Linked DNA regions of Mus musculus: region 1 is linked to region 2. The links are chromatin loops, found by intact Hi-C in ENCODE. Cell type or tissue: heart. All regions are shown on one strand. Each heading gives the region's core, and the rest is flanking DNA. Links, peaks and the distances in the headings are about the cores only. Region 1 holds the start of 4930442E04Rik (RIKEN cDNA 4930442E04 gene). Region 2 has its middle 3.9 kb from the start of Emx2.

Evidence for each region. Hi-C counts contacts between places; a loop is a spot of excess contacts. Peaks named below come from ENCODE experiments on the same cell type or tissue, not always from the same donor. Only the 100,000 strongest peaks of a DNase experiment are listed, where the experiment ranks them.
Region 1: a loop joins it to region 2, with 5 times the contacts of the local background. A loop is called at or near these places in 7 of 42 quality-filtered maps.

The regions. Positions count from the first base shown.
Region 1 is chr19:59,170,339-59,174,726 of GRCm38, reverse strand. It overlaps 4930442E04Rik (RIKEN cDNA 4930442E04 gene), which reads right to left and starts at 2,946. Exons shown (of 2, transcript NR_167767.1): 1 at 2,482-2,946; 2 at 1,133-1,368. Vax1 (ventral anterior homeobox 1) reads left to right here and starts at 4,330. Exons shown (of 3, transcript NM_009501.3): 1 at 4,330-4,388. In heart, for the core only: no CTCF peak of the experiment used is centred there; no DNase peak of the experiment used is centred there; H3K4me3 peaks cover 980 bases; H3K27me3 peaks cover 4,000 bases.
Region 2 is chr19:59,452,603-59,456,990 of GRCm38, reverse strand. It overlaps Emx2os. Among named protein-coding and RNA genes, the nearest start is that of Emx2, 3.9 kb to the left of the region's middle. In heart, for the core only: CTCF peaks have their summits at 1,170 and 2,608; a DNase peak (open chromatin) is centred at 2,590; H3K27me3 peaks cover 4,000 bases.

The sequences.
Region 1 (4,388 bases), core at 93-4,092, 280 kb after region 2:
GAAATACCTGGATGGAGGGTTACATTCTCCATTTGTGGTTCATTTATTTTTCTATTTATTTTTCTATGAGTCTATTACCTCAATGACTTCCTGCAGGATGGGAACATTAGTAACTAGACACGATCAGGCTCTTCTTCACCTCTCACAACTTTGCAGATGAAAGTTTGTGCAAATGCCAGTTATCCTGGTTGTTAATTATATTGAGAACCCTACTCACAGAAAGACTTCCTTTCTGCTTGCCTCATCTTTTCTGATGCTGTGAACTTTTACCTCCTATTTCTTCTGGAAATAAAAAGGGCCGAGGGGTGCTCAGCACCATCTTCACCCTGCTTTCTAATGCACTGAGTGAGAGAACATGGGCAGAGGCACAGACTATGAAAGGCATCCCCGTGGCTCAGGTCAAAGAATATTTAATTCATTTCTGCAGCATCATCTCACCCTGTCCCAAAGAGTGCATTCTCTTGCCAACTCTACAAAGCTTGGACAGAGATGAGAATGCAGCTTTGAGTCTGGGGTGGGGAGAACCAGGACTGCAGCCCAGAGGGCCCCCCCACCCCGCCCCACTCCACTTGCTAACTAGTTGTCTAATCCTTAATAAGTTGCTTTGTCTTTCTCGGCTCATTTTCCTCATCTGTCAAGTCAAATGAAGGTTCTGGAATGGATGATCTCTAAAAATCCTTCCAGCTCTACAGTTCTATTCTGGGTCTCTCTGCACCTGCAGACAGACATGTGGGGGCAGGAAGGGCACTGGGAGGGAGAAGAATGTAAGCAGGGGAGTAAAACACTTTCACCTGGAGCAGCCCTATGTCCTCATGTGTGCTGCACAGAACAAGCTTGTCGCAGATTATTCAAATAATTGAGCGGGTCCCCCTCCCCTTTCTTTTGCCAATGGACACACAGCTTTCATTTGGCTGGGAGCAGCAGCTGCTTTTCTGAAATTTCCATCCAGGGCTTCCATCCTCCACTGTGTCCTCTGGGAAACCTGTCATGGTTTTTCTGGATGGATGCCCGCAGAATTTTAAACCAGAGAGAGAGAGAGAGAGAGAGAGAGAGAGGAGTCAGAGTAGAGAGAAAAGGGGAGAGAAGGAGGTAGGAGGCACAGAGCACTATACATAACAAAAAGCAAGTGTAGTTGGTAGTTATGATTGACTTTTATTTAATTTTGTTATGTCAAGTGCCTGGAGCCTAGATGGGCATCTGGCAACAGTGTCTTTCTCGTACTTCCAAAATGCAGCTCTGATTAAAGCCAGTGAGTTCACATAGCTGATTGGTTTGTTCTAGATCATGTAGAAGACAGCTTGCATGTGTTTCGCTGAAGACCTCCTGGGTGCTACATCGCTTTTGACATTTCCAGACCTTGATAAATCTCTATATCATCAAACCAGATAGAGAGTCCCAATGTCTTCCTTTCTCAAGAAAGCATTTGTAGATTCAATAAGCATTGAATGGTGGTGTGTCTCTGCCCTCAGAACTAAGAGTCTCCCAACTTTAAACGGTACAATTTTTCCAACAAAGTTGTTAGAAAGATTCGCCCCCAGCCAGTAGAAATGTGAAATCCTGAACTTTGATCCCAGACAGTCATCAGACAACTTTAAGACACAGAGAACTGGATTTTGTTCACCCCAAATCAGGTCGGTGCAGGATGATGCTTCTAGGAAATGCTCCTGGCTAGTAATAAATAGCATGGCCAGAAGCAAGATTTTATGTTTCTACATCCATCTCATGTCATTTGGGCATGAAGTGAAAACAAATGTCAAATACTCAAAATGTTTTAGTATTAACATTAAGGTCATAGCCATGTGTTTCTTTGAGCACTCTGCATCCCTTGGGGATTCCCGGGAAACTCAAAGCAGGGAGTAGCTGGGAACTAAGTCAGAGCCGACCTGGAATACTGACTTCTGAGGTTAGCCAGAGAGAAGTTCAAATTCTGTATTCACTAATCTGAGGTTTGGACAAGTAATTGAAAGTAATTTGACAAGAACTGAGTCCTCTACTCATTTAGCTCTAAACTGGGATGTTACCTTCCCAAGAAAGGGGTTAAGAATATTAAATGTATTTAGACACCCAATATGGGAGTGCTCAAAACAAACAATCAGCTGCTCCAGGGTTCAAATGAAGGGGCAGGGCCAGCTCCCAAGAAATCTGAAATGGTGAGCTGGCCACTTTTATTTTTTAAAAAGACTTCCTTCCAGGCCTTTGACTTCTCGTGTAGTAGGTGTCCTCCCGGTAACTAGGAGGCTGCAGAGTCCCAAGGCCTAGGGGCCTGAACCATCTAAGATGGTCGATTTCTATCTGGACTGTTGTTGGGGTCTCAATAATTCTTCAAGGTTTTTAAAGTCAGAGTGGGGACTCCCACTTGCCGCTAAGCAGGAGTCCGGACACTTCACGCAGGTTATTCCGTTCTGCCTACCGCCTGGTGTGTGTGTGTGTGTGTGTGTGTGTGTGTGTGTGTGTGTGTGTGTTTGGGCTGGAATTCCGGACCTGCACCCGGAGCAGTACTCCCGACGGATCTCAGCAAGGGCACCCATCCGAAGCCTCAGGAATCCTCCTTCACAGGTGTAGTCGTTGGGGCCAAGGCAGTGGGCGTACCGCACTTCTCCAGTCGGCCGGCTAGCTCGCCAAGGAGAGACCCTTTTCTTCTTTCCGCTTCCTTGCGTTCCTGTGGGGTAGAAGTTCTAGGCACTTGCGGGCCGGGTCTCACAGAGGCGTCCCGCCTGAGGACAGCTCCCGCAGAGATCTATATCTTTGGGCTCTCAATCTGTCCCCGGGATACTCCCCGCTCAGTGAACATCACTCAACATAATCACCCCAAGTATCCCCAATCATATAAAGTCAACTCCCCAAGGTCTGCCTGAGTGCCACAGAAACCTTGGGAACAGACCAAACGCGATTGCTCCTAAGAGACCGGCCGGAGGTGGCTTGGAGAGGAGCGTTGTTACCCGGCTCGGCCCACCCCCTCCACGTTCAGCAGTCTCGAGGGACCGCGGTGGTGGCCGGGAGGTGACAGCCGGACTGTGGGGCGGGCGCAGAGCCCCTCGGAGGCCGCCACACACACTCGCTGTCCTCCCCACTCACTTTGTGCCTCCCACCCTCTCGCCCAGACCCCCGCCCCTCCCCCGCCCGCCTCCGCCCCATTCTTGGAATTGTGTGGAAAAATTCTCAGCCAAACCTCCCACCTCTCCTCGCCTCCCCCCCCCCACTCCCTTTTAAAAACCCCCTTTCCTCCGCGGCCCCTGCACTCTTTGTGAATGAGGGCCGGGAACACGGCCCTTCCCCCGCCCAGGAGCCACGCCAGACCGCCGCACTCAGAGGACTGTTTGTTAATAGTCCAATTAGATAATTGCCATCTTTCACTCCTTTTGCTCCGCATTTCCCATAAAGGAATGAATGGGGAGAGCGGCGTGGAGAGGGCTTCTGCCCCGGCAAGGTGACGAGAAGGGCTGGAGCAAGCTCCTTGCACAAGGCCATGCGCTTGAATTGAATCATTGTGGCCTAATCAATGCTGTTATTGGATTACTGGCTGTTGCTTTTCTCAAAGACATTGTAGCAAGACAATGAAATAGCTAGGGGGAAACTTTTTTTTTGAAGCAGATCTCACAGTTGAGATTTTTTGCTCTCTCTCTCTCTCTCTCTCTCTCTCTCTCTCTCTCTCTCGTATTCCTCCCTCCCTCTACCCCCCCCCCCCCACTCTGAGTACAAAGCTGCCCTTTGAATGGGCTGCCTCAGGGCCGCTGGAGGTGCAGGCATGAAAAAAATCCAACTGGGGCTACAGGAAGAGGGGCGGCAGTTTAAGATGGCTGTCAACGTCGAGGTGTGTTAAGGAGTCGCTTGGGGAGAAAGCTTGGCTTTTTTGGAGTGTGGGGGAGAGACTTTAGGGGGAAACTTTTCTCCTCCCCCCTTCTTTCCCCACCCAGAGGCAACTGCTTTCTATAGCTACAGGGACTGAGGGGGTAACCCCCCCCCATCTGGCTCTATCTGGAGAGTCTAGAGGAACCCCCCTTTAGCCAGTATGTGAGCAGGACGGTCAAAGGCAAAGAGAAAGTTAATAATGCCTGCTAATGGTGTTAGCAATTCAGGATGAATCTTGTCAAAAGTTTTTCTGGAAGTGTGGGTCTTTGATTGTGTTTCCCGAAAGCAAGACCAATCATTTCCGTTTATTCACTGGCTAAACCCCTACTTGATTGGGGACAAGGACAGAAACCATCCATTACGATCTGATATATTATCCAAACAATTTAGTGTATTCGTGAGGTAACTGAAACGTGGGGGCTGCGAAATTACCCGTAATCAATTGCAACAGCGAGTGTGCGTCCCCCCCGGGTGTCGGACAACCACAACTCGGCCGTCTCAGTAACAGGCGGAGCCGCAGCGTTTCGGAGTTGCGCTGT
Region 2 (4,388 bases), core at 172-4,171:
TGCGTTTCTTGTATAGCGTTCATGTGAGAAGGCAGAAGCTCAAGGGAGCCCCTAGGTAGAATGGGAGTTGAGAAAAGTGTTTCCACCTCAGCTTTGCTCTCCTCGTGGTATAAATCTGCCCTTGCCTTAGACTTCAGATCATTTCACCTTCTATTCTAGATGGCCTTCTTTCTTTGTCCCTTTTTGGGGGCAAGTTCAGAGATTATGGGCATTAGATTCAGCCCTATAAAAAAGGGTATGCATTTGAGGCCACATTCTCCTCATTCCTGAACCAGACCCCAAATATAGCTGAGAAATCTCTCCCTAGTTTCATCTGGGTTGTGGAAATAGAGGCTGTGCCTCTGAAGACTGGAGCCCAAAGAAGGGCGGAAGTCTTGGGCCATGCCTAGTCAAGCAAGATTCAGAGGAGCTAGGGCTTCTAGAAACAAACGCTAGAAACAAACGCTTCCACTTGGTCACACTGCAGATACTCTGGAGGAGGGTGAGAAGGTGAGTCTTGTCTTGAATGGGTCTGCAATGCTGTGACTACAAATTAGGACCACTAAACTCTTCACTCAGAACCAAATACCTCCCCCAGCATTAGCATCATTAGCATTAGTACGCTTGGCTGTGGGTATCACAGCCATTGACTTTGAGCGGCAAGGAATCCAGACCTGTTTGGAAGATTTGATTGAAACTCCCATATGTTGGTGGGACTTACTTGATCCCTCACCTCTCTGTACCAGGGTGTACTGGGGAAATGTCTTGAGGGAATGAGCACCTAGCTTCAGACAAGGGCCTCCAGTCTCTTGCATGAGGCAGGGGCATATCACCAGTTTCATGATCCTCAGCAAGCCACCAGCCTCTTGCAAAGTTCCCTTCTACCATTAGATTGCCGACCCGAGGTGGTCTCTGGGTGCCCTGCAGGTAGCCAGTGCTCAAGAGCAGCAGGAGCATTTGGCAGTCAAGTACATGAACCCAAGGAGGCTCTGCCCCTTCTCGCTCAACCTCCACTGAAGAAGAAAAGCGGGTTTCCGGTGAGTCAGGCTGGGTGCAGAAGCCATAGATGCCAAATAATCTATGCTAATTCATGCTCCCAGCCCAGAGGTGCCCCGGAAGAATCTGGTCTCCTCAGCGTGTAGAGGAATTAACTAGAGAGTAACTTATTAACCACACTGACCAGCAGAGGCGCACCAGGGCTCCGGGCATTCAAGTCCAGCTTGAGACCCAGAGCTCATAGATGGCCTAGCAGAATTCTAGTCCTAGGTTCCTTAAGGACCCAAGAAGCCACTGTTTGGTTAAGTACCTGTACACACAGCTGGGCTGATTCTCTTTGCCCAGTGTGCACTCCAAGTCACTGGGGGATTGGGCACCATGGTTTTTGCAGAGGACTAGAAGACACATGTGAATGTTCTAATAATGCATTTGTCTCTTACTGAAAGACCAGCGTCAACACCTCAGTCTCTCCTGACCTCATTTTGTCATATGTAAAAATGCAGCCCGTACAGTCTAGAAAGCAGACAGGAGCAGTGGCCATTGAGTTTCTGTATGGCCGTATGATCAAACAGTTATTTAGTGGAGTAAAGGTAATTACAGACCCCGTTTTCAAAGCTGTACAGTACGAAGTGTGAATTTTACTATTTGTAGTTATACCTAATAAAACTACCCCACCCCCAGTACATTGGTAGCTTTACTGTGTGACCTTGGGCAAGCTAAGCTATCCTCTTTGATTCTTTTTCCTCTTCCTCCAAATGGGAATAAACAATAATACAATAAATAGCATTTGGGATTGTTGCAAGAGATTGGCAAAGCAAACTGTTCAGACAGTGTCTAGCACATATGGAACCTTAATAAAAGCCAGCTCCTCTCGTGGATGTTGCTGTTATTATGTGCCTCCAGCCAGGGCATCACAGACCGAACAATAATGCTGTAAAAAGGCATCCACAGTAACCTCACCCCTGCCTGCCGTGTTCCTCTGTGCTTCCCGTAGGAGGTGCTGGATTCTTGAATCTCTACAGGTATCAAAGGGTAGTGATCTCTGAGGATCTGTGATAACCATGGGCTTTGAGTATCCTGCAAAGCCTCTGTTTACAGAGAAGCAGTGCCCTCAACTCTGCTTGTGGGGTTGCTAGGCCCCAGAGCTATCTTGGGTGGGTGGATAGCATCAAGCAACTCTAACGGATAGAACTTCCTGGGACAACTAGATGTGTATCACAAATGTCTGAATAAATGTGTTAGAAGTTGTTGAGGTTGGGTGAGCTTAGCTCATTTTTAGTGTTCTGTACATTTTCGTCATTGCTAGGCTGGTGTTTGGACCCTGTAGTGTCCCAGAGTAGTGAACCTCACTGTATACCACCAGTGGCCCTCAGGCTTGTGTCAGATGTCCTGAGAAGGCCCACTCTAGCTCTGGCTGCGAAGTTTCTCCAACTCTGTAATTGTGATCCCAGTCTCCCCGGCCTCTGAAAGCTACAGCGGCTGTGGGAAAACGAAAAAAGAGAATTAAGACCTTAAAAACATTTTTTAAAATTATCACGGTAAATCCCTTTCTGGCGTTGTCCCCAGAGTTCTCTCGCGGAGTAGGCAGGGATGCCCAGGGCCGCGATCCGCGTGTGTGCAGCGGCGCCTAGTGGCGAGGGATTCGAGAAGGCGCGATGCCCTCTGAGCTCCCTGAGAGTGCAAGGGGTTGCAGACCACTGCCACCAATCTCAGTCTGAACCAGAGGAGAACCTCTGAGGAGGTTCATGGGACTTGACCTTGCTTCCCACCTGTCCCCATCGGCTTCAACTCAATTCACCCTCACTGGAATTTCCCCTTCTCTGGGAGCCAGGCTTTCTTCTAAAGGGAGCAAGGAGGAATGGATAGGATACACTCTAACAAGGACGTGGTGACGGGGACTATCTAGGCAAGGGAGATAGCTAGTTACTGCGCAAGGCGAACACAGCTCCATGACTAAGTACCCGGATATCGTTGCTTAATCACTGTGACTTAAAGGAATGGACTTGTAGTGACCCTGACTGAATGGGGTCGGGAAGAACTTGGGTTGCCAGGTTCAGCTCTCCTAGATGTATGCCCCCTTGCGACGGGGAAGAACGGGGGTGGGTCCTTGATTATTGTGCAGGTGAAGAGTATCTCACTAAATGCAAATCCACAAGACTAAGGGGCAGCGTTGGGGCTATGGTGACATGTCCTGCCACCAGACACTCACGGACTTCATCTTTCACGGAGCAACCGAGCTCTTCTCTTGAGGTGAAGCAGTAGAATCCGCATAGAATTGATGGAAGCCTGGATGGTATGAAGAGGGCTTGAGCATTACTGTCAGCCTTACTGCTCAAAGGACAGACTTAGGGGGTGGTACGAACTCTGGAGAGAGCATCTCTCCCGGATCATGGCTTCTGCTGCGCCGAGTGACTTGCAGGAAAGATGCATTGCCTGTGAGTTTCTGGATTTCTGGAAGCCAACGTTTCAGTCCAGAATGCCACACTACTCTGGGAGACACACCAGGGGCATAGGGCTTTAATGCCATCATTGAATCTCGTCAATCCTCAGCACACACAGCTCTGGTGATTCATCATTGAAAGCAAAGAAATAATCAAAGGGGGAGGGATGTCATCGTTTCTTTCTCCATCAGCTGCCTTCAAATAAGAGATTATGGCTAAACAAGGCAGGGAAAACAGATGTTCTCACACACAAGGATGCAGGAGCCAGGGACCATGGACAGGCTTGCCCAGGTGACTTTCCAGAAGGAAATGAAATAGCTCTGTCCCCACCCCCTCCAGTCATCCCAAAGCTGCCCTTCCAAGACACACATAGGTCCAGGATGTGGAGGGGATGGAGGGGGGTTTTCAGGCACTTTCCTGGGCTCTCTAGTAGCTTTGTCCCCAACTGCTTTTGACCAGAACCCCACAGAGGAGAATGGATCTCCACCTGGAAAATAAAGGATTGCTAGATGTAATAGACAACAGAATGCCCTCTAGAATGCTATTCTGAGCAGTCGCCTCTCCTTTCTGGAATTCCATACTTTTCTAGGGTAAAGAACTGGACCTAGAAAGGAAGGGGTAAAGCCATCTGAGGAAAAAGAGAAATGCCAGGCTTTTTCTTTTGGACTCTCCTTGAAAGCTGGGGAGGATGCCAGGAAGACTTGGGAAACACTATTAGCTCCTGTCCTGTGTGGAACTTGGCTTTAAGCAGGTCCTTTCACACCCACGAGTCAGCGAACTTTTCAAAGTGTGGCGAATGGTAAGATGCCCATTTTCCAGGTGAGAAGGCTGAAGGTCAGAGAAGTTGTACACTGTGCCACTTTGCAGTGATTAGATCATGAGGAACCCTGGACAGCCCAAGCTACTTCTCACCCAGCCTCCAGAGATCACACTCCAGCCAACACAAAAGGTCAGCAAAGAGTCCCCACCCTC